Regions from separate parts of the Homo sapiens genome. Here region 2 is linked to region 1. Evidence: chromatin contacts called from ENCODE Hi-C or POLR2A ChIA-PET data. All regions are on one chromosome and are shown on one strand. The core of a region is the stretch at or near the end of the contact, and the rest is flanking DNA. Distances in the headings are between cores, read along the strand shown.

Region 1 (3,970 bases), core at 1,136-3,635:
GAAATTTGCTTTTCTTTAAAAAGAAATTGAAAGTCATTTGGTGAATTCTTTGTTCTAAAAATGGCAATTCAGACAGGAAAATTCTGGGATTGATTTTAGATCATGCTTCAGTTCTACACTTTTCTTTGCCAACAGAGACTTGGTTACACTCCACCAGCCTGGTGTTGTGTTTTGGAACTTGGAACATCCCATCATTGAGAGTCATTACCATATATTGCTCCGGGAAATTAACTGTGTAGCTGTCAGTAATTTCCAGGAAAGCTATCCTACTCACTTTCCTGCTTTGAATCACCAGGCAGGTCTGTGATTACTCAGGCCCTAGGCAAATGTTTCTATGATGAGGTCTATTCTATAGGGAAAGTGAGGAATGGGGTTGGGTCCATAAGAGTAGGTTCTTCCTTAAAGTCATGTGATAAGCATCAGCCAAACCATCTCCAATACTGCTTTCATTTCAAACTTTAACAATCTTGGATGCAACTGGAAAGTTGTTATTTAACCCAATTACCCTTGGAGGGACTGGTCCTCTGGATGAAGGCAAGAAGATACACGATCAAATTAACAGTAGCAAGATGAGTAGCAGGAAGCTACAGTCAGCTCATTCAGAGAAGTAAAGATCTAATCAAGTACCATGTCAGCACGGTAAAGTTAAAGTGTATTTGGAAAGACCCACCAATGCCAAGGTTTCCTTGCATAAAATATAGCACAAGTTCAGGCTTCTAAACTCTACATACCTCTGACCTTTGGCTCTTTTATGTCTCTATTTTTCTGGCCTGACAGACCACATGCCAATGTGCAACCCAGAATCCCTCACCCTTGTGATTTATGGCTTACAGCTGCTTCAGCGTCTCCACCATGGCAGCTGCTTTTCAGATGTCTTCAAACCAGAGGGAGAGTGTTAATGTGAACTTGAGTGGCTGCAGAAGAGAGGAAGAAAAGTTGATGAAAAAATCATCTGAATTCAGCCCCAAAGCTTTCCATTGATCTTTGCCTTCAGGGCCAAGCAAAATGTTTGGTTTATTTCATAAGCTAATTAGGTGTGTGAAAGGCTACTTGGCATTTACTATTGACTGAACCCAACAAAAGTGATCACCAGACTAGGTAATCAATAAGAGATCGATTACAAGCGTGTGATTGGATTAGCCATTTGATCAATGCTGTGTGCTAATATATTAACAAGCAAATTACCGAGTAGCCCTTAAGAGCAGAATGCTGACTCTGATTGCATTACAAACTAGTGAGATCTAATGACCTACCAAGTGCAAGGGTTAGTTATACAAATCAAGACCTGAAAGTATTTTTTTCCTTGAAGATTTCTCCCCCTCCAAAGAAAATGCTTTCTTAAGTGAGATTCAAATTAAATTACAATTAGCAAGCAGCTGTACTGAGACACCTAATTTCCAAGTAGATATCATGAATGAGAAAGAGGGCTTGGGAACTCCAGATGAAACAGCCTAGAGACTTTTAGGAAGAGCTGGCTAATATCAAAAAGGGAAAAACAAAAAAAAGTCAGAATAGTCACTAATATTTCTCTAATGAAATTTTGATTCATAGTTTCCCAGTTTGGATATATCGAGCTCTTCCATGATAGACTCTAATGTCGCTTGATCTTTATTAAAACTATGTATGTTTTTCCAGCTCCCATTTTGCAGGTAACCTGTTATGTAACTGCTTCAATAGCAGAATAAACAATAGATGTGTGTGTGTGTGTGTGTGTGTGTGTGTGCGCGTGCAGGATGAAGAACTGTGGCTAGTAAAGTACCCTTTTGAGAAAAACAAAAAATTACAAGACAGGTTAGTGCAAAAGTAATTGCAGTTTTTGCCATTTTTTAAAAAGTAATGCAAAAACAGCAATTACTTTTGCACCAACCTAATACAATGTGGAGTGAAGAAAATGTTCTCCACCGTCTAAGTCTTTAGAACTTGTTTCCATTAGCTGATTCCATAAGTGACCTTACAAGAGCAAAACCCCACAAAACAGAGCTCCTCTCCAACCCTGCTTTCCCCATGATTAGGTGAAGCATTTGTTCAATTGATTGTGCTCTTTCAGATTCCCTAAGTGGAGACCAGGCAAGCCTTTGCTCACTTTCCCTCTTAATCCTTTTCCTTTGAAGAAACATTTTTTTTTCCCCTTTGCCTCAGGGAAGCTGAACCGATTAGTCTGAATTCTCCAGTGTTATTTGCAGATGGAAAGGTCTCCCCGGGCCCGGAGGCAGAGTGTCAGCCCGAGCGGCGGCGAGGCCGAGGCGGGGCGTGCTCCCGCGGTGTGGAGGCCGGAGCCGGCTGGCAGGCTGCGGCCTCGTCCGGCCTGGGCGGAGCAGCTGACAAAACAGCCTGCCTGGCTGGGCCGCCAGGGAGGGTGGGAGGGGAGAGGCTGTCAATCAATATCACGGACGCGCAGGAGGGAAACGGAAGATCTGACGGAGCCCTGTCAGTTCCGAGACGCCAAAGTGAACCAAGATTGGGTTTGCCCGCGGTTGGGGACACCTGGTACTTCAGGGTTAAGTGTTTTGGGCACTAGGGGCGCAGGCAGATTTTCCCCTACTTGATACACGTTTGGTGGGTTTCAATTTTTATACTTTAATACATCCGTTTCCGTACCCAAATAGCTAATTCAGTGCCATTGAGAGTACCTAGTGACATTTTTATGAGAACTCTTTTTCCATTTGACTTAAAACTGATGGTAGGAAGTGATCGCAGATGACAGTCCTTTCAGATCTATTCCTTTGTGTTACTCCTTTGTGTGAAAAGCCCCATTCTACGTTTTAAAATACTTTCTGTGCCTACAGAAGCATAAAGTACAGGAAGCTAGCAATATACAGTCACAGAGCTTACTTCTCTTTAAATGAAACGATGAAGTCATCACGTTTATTGTTGATAGAATCTCAACTCACAGTTTACCTCAGGGTGAAGTTCTGTGATAAATGACGTATCTTTGGAATCTGACGAAGCCTCAACTACAGTGGCATATGGTGTAATGATAAAATAATGCTTTTTTAAATCATTACACCATATGATATGGTGTATCATATCATGCTACAAAATGATATGATTTTGCTACAAAATGAGTTATTTCAGTCATCAATGATTACATTCATGATGAGGAACAACATACTTTGAACCAGCAGTAAAATCTCTTCTAATTAATCTTATGTTCATCAAAAACCTCAAACAGAGCAGTTAAAAGAATATCCCGCATCTCATAAATGCAAGTCAGGTGACTATAATGCTATAAACCACTTATTGGAGTGTTACTGATTAATGCCTCTGACATTATTCTACCCTTCTCCTTCTGTAGTGTTATTAATTTGAAGATAGCATCATAAACATTTCTCCACAAGAACCAGCTGTATGGCTCTAGATGATAATGATTGTAATTATTTAAGATAGAAACCAATGGAGGGCAAGCTTCTTGCTTATCACTGTGCCTGATTTAGTAACATGCTGGTGTGCAGGAAGAACTGAGAAGAGGAAGCGAATGATAACAGGCAAAAAAGAAATTTGTTCACATTCAGTAATTCATTTGGGGATTTGTGACTATTTCACTTGGGACAAAAACAAAATCGTTAAGTGACTTGACAAACATAGATCATTAGAATCTATTACACTCTGAACATCATCTAAAGTATATACACTTTCCAGTCCATAGTTTCTTTTTTTAAAAAAAAGTCAATTTTATTTCTAAACTGTCTCATTTTACCTATTTCCATGTTAAATTTAATGACAGTTGATACTGAAGATTTAATGTGATACTTCTCATCAGTTTGCAGATAATTGTTTTGTAGAATATTACAGTGTCCTTTGGCTTTATCCATACCTTATACAGCCTGTTGTTGACCTTCTTCAGTGTGAAAATGAAGGGTATGTTGTTTTGCCTACTTTCATCCACAGAGGATCATTCCCAAACATAAGTGGTATCATTCTTGAAAGCTCCAGTAGGCAGGATTATAACTTGGTTGCAATAGACAGCTCA
Region 2 (4,567 bases), core at 1,166-3,665, 220 kb before region 1:
CGTAAGGCCTCTGAATGGGCGAGTAACTTTGGTGAATCCCTAAGAGTTTATGCATAGCGTTACATAAGAGGTTAGAAACCAGAGCTTTAATTCGAAGCTATGGGTCTCACGTTGAATGTCCTTGAACGTCATTAGCAGGTTTCAGGGACCTACTTCGCTATTCGGATGCGTTAGGGTTGGTGGGGCCAGGCTTCTGCATTTTGTACGCGCTCCCAGGTGAGTTCAGTGTGGCTGTGCAGTCACTTTCTTAAGACACCTTAGAGCACCAGTAACTTTGGATTCCTTAGTGCACGGGCGTGGTCAGCACTGCTTTGGGGCTAAGCAGAGTTTCAACATGTTTCAACCCCTTCTCCACCTTTTGGGGGCTCTTCCTACCTGTGGCTGAGTCTCCCTCCCTATCCCTCTGCCTCAGGTCATCCACTGCAGCGGCTACTTGAAGATCCGCCAGTACAGCCTGGACATGTCCCCCTTCGACGGCTGCTACCAAAACGTGGGCCTGGTGGCCGTGGGCCACTCGCTGCCTCCCAGCGCCGTCACGGAGATCAAGCTACACAGCAATATGTTTATGTTCCGCGCCAGCCTGGACATGAAGCTCATCTTTCTGGACTCCAGGTGGGTGGGCAGGGCCGGAAAGGGCCTCTCCTAGCCTGAGGGCGGCCCTGCTTAGTGACTGAGAGATTTCCGTCTATCCTATGAGCCCATTTTGCACATGAGGCGACTGAATCGGCCCTGGAAAGTGAGGGCGGACAGCTAGGTGTCAGACGGCTGTCGAGGGTGTGTGGGGAGGGCATCCCTGCACCCGCGCCTGCATTCATCCTGCAGGGATTGCTCTCCTCAGGGTGGCGGAGCTGACGGGGTACGAACCTCAGGACCTGATTGAGAAGACTCTGTACCACCATGTGCACGGCTGCGACACCTTCCACCTGCGCTGCGCGCACCATTTGCGTAAGGCGCCACCCTGCCCCGTACCCTAGCAACCTTGGCGCATCCGCTGGTTAGGGGGTGGGGGAGCCACGATTTAAATCCCTCGCAAGAGGACAGGTGGGAGCCCAGGGAGCCGGGTGGTGGTGGTGTGTGAGGCCTCCTGAGGGACTTCTCCGACACTGGGCCCACCTAAATTCTCTAACATCCGCGGGCCGCTAATATAGGCGGAAGAAGCATTTCTGGGCGAAATACGTCCCCCGCCCCCGGCGAAGGTATATTACTCTCCTATTGGTATTTTTTCACATCTGTGAACCACACTAAAGATGAACAAAAACCAAGGCTGGCGCTCACTTGCGTTGACTCGCCTGGCTTTTGATACAGCTTTGCTTTGAGCGTAATCTCCCGGGCAGGGATCGTGAGCGCCGGAGCTCAGCTGCCCAGAGCCTTACTTCCGTAGTTAGAAAAGCGAATCTGGAGGAAACCTCCAAACTCTAAGTGTTCCTCCCTTTGCTAATGGTGAAGACATCTGGCCACCCCTGTATCATCCCTAGAAGGGTGACCGGAGGGCTCGATGCAATACCACGGGACAATCAGTTCCTTTGGGAATTTGCCTGTCGTCTCTCTCTCTCTCCTGCCTGGTGCAGTTATTAGGGCCCACAGGGAGCCCTCAATTCTTACCACCAGGGATTGCATTTGGGGCCAGTCCCAGGCAGGCTGGTTCACCACCATCTGCCTCCTGTCTCTCCGTCAGTGCTGGTGAAGGGACAGGTGACCACCAAGTACTACAGGTTCCTGGCGAAACACGGCGGCTGGGTATGGGTGCAGAGCTACGCGACCATCGTGCACAACAGTCGCTCCTCCAGGCCACACTGTATCGTCAGCGTCAACTATGTCCTCACGTGAGTGCAAGACTGAGACCCCTTCACCCACCCCAGGCGACCCTGCTCTCTGCGAGAGTGCGGGTGGCGGCACGGCCGGGTTAGACAAGGCTCGGGCCACGGGGAATGCCATTTTGACCCTCGAGTGCTGGCTGCGCCAAGAGGAGGCAGATCGAACACTTTCATCTTTTTGAAGAGGTTTTCTTCGTTATATTCTAGAGAAAGATTTAGGAGTTTTTCCATCACAGTCCATATTTGCTTTCTTCTCTTTCTTTTTCTCTCTTAACCTTTTAAGCGAACTCTGCATTAAATAAAACTTAATGCGGCAGAAAGAAAGAGAGAGAGAGGAAAGGATCTAAGTACGGAGGCATTTATGGTTAACAAACAGGACATCTGTTTCATTTTTTCAAATCTGGGGTTTGAAGTTCTTAATTTTAACCAGAGTCTCCAATCAAAGTTAAGAGTTCTGAGAGAGTGGCTTCCCCCCTGAACCACAAAGGGGGCTTAAGTGACCAGGAGGATCTGACTTTAACTCGTAGAAAGCTAAGGGACCCAAGAGAACGCTGCAAGTCTTGGCCGGCGCCCAGGCCCCGCGCGGGGCGTAATTGCTTCACTGAGTGAGGAGCGGAGCTCTGGGTGCCACCTGCGGGCGCGAATGACAGGGAGGCTGCAGAGGCCTGCATTTGAGCCTTATTCTTTCTAGAAACAATAATCGTTTCTGGTTGCCAGTGTGGCCCTGCAGGCTCATCACGTGGCCTGGTGTGCGGCTGGTGAAGAAAGCGTGTTCTGTACAATGTTTGTGGAAGTTGAATTGCTTAGGGTTGAAGCCTTTATGAAGAACTCTTGTGTGTGCTGTTGCGCTCTCCCCACGCTTTTTTTGGTAGAGGTTGAAATTCTTGTGATTTTAGGGGATCTCATGGGTTGTTTACTTTGGAAGCTGGAAGTGTTGACACACCAGGCACTTAGTAGAATGCTATTTAGACATTAGGAAGTTGGTGAAGGGGTGCTATTTGGAATCAGACTATACTATAGGTGATAAGGACTAGATTCGTTTCACGTTGTTTTAAATTGCCAAATTAAAAATGTAGTAGTTGGAAATATTATGCTTGGCAGTGAGACTATTTGTTCTGTGTCTTGTTTAATAAAAAAATTTAATTCAATAGACTTAGAAAATGAATTTGGCTTAGATGAGGATTCAACATTCAAGAATAGTAGCTGGCAATTAGGAATAATCTTTTAATTTTTTTATCTTAGTAAACGGTGTTAATATTATATAATTCTTGTAATATCAAGAAGGCTGTGTATTTTAATACAAAACAAAATTCACCAACATTTTGGGTTTCATGAAACAAAACTATCAATTTCATGAATACAGTTCTTCATATTATTAAAATAAATGCAAGAGAGAATGGCAAAGCATAATACATAAAATAGCCCCCTCCGTGAAACAGTAGTATTAAAGGGTGAAAAATTATGTCCGCTTACCATGGAAAGGAAACGGACATTCTTTAAGAAGGTGCTTTGTATGTCTGAGACATCACAAGCATTACACATACACTCTGTTCTCTGGTGGGTGCCTGTGGTTAGTAATCATTTTTTATCAAACAGCAGGGTATATAGTCACACAGACCCATATAAATGATCCAAATGCAAGTTAGACCTCCCAATGGGTAAACTTAATTTATGTTTGGAGTCATTTTGAAATATTCTGTTTTGTTTTCCAGTAGATAAGTGTACATTTCTTCTTCTGTTGATTCTGTCATTCCTGACTTTACATACTCCTTCAGAACTGTATAATTAGATGATCAACTTTACATCACATTTAAAAAGATGTAATGAGGATAAATACATGATTAATAGAAGGAAAAAGAGCATGGTGCACATTGTTAAAACATTTTATACCTCTGAATGAAAATGGAAATAAACACACAGAAGCATATATACACAGCACACAAGATGAAAAGCTGAAATTGATTACCCTTTTATGAGTCTCAGCTTCAATTTCTTGTAGAAAAATTCTTAGGACAATTTTTATAGCTGCAAATGTGGAAATTGCTTTAGACGAAATGTCATCAAGTGGCTCAGTGTGTGTTGACAGGATTTTCATAATGAACAGGTTGCAGTTTGTTTGATGTGCATATCACACATCTGGCTGGAAGTTACTAATTTACATTGTCTTAGCAAATTAAATAGATGGCTATTGATTCTCCATGGTTGTAGTGAACTACCACATACATTTGTTTTTTAGGGCTACTTCCCTATGAAGCCTGAGAATGACAAGTGAATTCTTTCTAAATACACCACCTCAAACAAAGTACTTAAAACCACAAGCTCCCAAATAGTTTGACATGCCAGATGTTTTTCAAATTTAAACGTTTCAATAGCATACATTTTAAAGGGATTTTCATGTCATGAAAGTAGAGGTTTTAAAATAAGCCTTGGTCAAATGAGGTTGTGATGTTTTGGTGGAGGCAACATTCATAAGCTCGTTGATTTTCTAATTTCCTGATTTATTGCTGAAGTTAAAATATGCCTAAAAAATAAGTTATTATTATCTAACAAAAGCAACAATGAATTATTTAGCAACCTTGTTTTAATAAGCAGTTGCAACAGGGCATATAGGAAAACTGGATGATTTTAGAGGCAGGTGGTATACGCCTTGATGCTTTTTACTGACTTCTGTATGCCCACCATATGTTCTGAAAATCTGGAGAGGAGAGTGAGAAGATACTATGAGTAAATTCCGAAAATTCCCTTAGTTTTTC

What was found. A loop is a pair of places that touch in the nucleus more often than their neighbours do. ChIA-PET counts read pairs that join two places held with the same protein, here RNA polymerase II (POLR2A). Pooled maps may share reads with other maps.
Region 2: a loop to region 1 is called in a map of IMR-90, with 1.9 times the contacts of the local background. The contact joins two enhancer-like sites. A Hi-C loop is called at or near these places in 1 of 168 maps with a recorded cell type or tissue (IMR-90) and 2 of 50 pooled maps. POLR2A ChIA-PET finds 5 or more read pairs at or near these places in 2 of 52 experiments (BJ and PC-9).

Annotation. Positions count from the first base shown.
Region 1 is chr6:100,227,451-100,231,420 of GRCh38, reverse strand. No RefSeq gene overlaps it. Among named protein-coding and RNA genes, the nearest start is that of SIM1-AS1, 160 kb to the left of the region's middle. RefSeq lists a silencer at 2,164-2,253. Within about 2 kb of position 2,385, at least 11 of the 41 ENCODE cell types and tissues checked have a DNase peak (open chromatin) inside an H3K27ac peak, as active enhancers do.
Region 2 is chr6:100,444,524-100,449,090 of GRCh38, reverse strand. SIM1 (SIM bHLH transcription factor 1) reads left to right here. Exons shown (of 12, transcript NM_005068.3): 7 at 413-612; 8 at 839-945; 9 at 1,676-1,823. It overlaps SIM1-AS1 (SIM1 antisense RNA 1), which reads right to left. Exons shown (of 3, transcript NR_187148.1): 3 at 4,295-4,567. Among named protein-coding and RNA genes, the nearest start is that of SIM1, 18 kb to the left of the region's middle. RefSeq lists enhancers at 251-932, 933-1,614, 2,297-2,979. Within about 2 kb of position 2,415, at least 2 of the 41 ENCODE cell types and tissues checked have a DNase peak (open chromatin) inside an H3K27ac peak, as active enhancers do.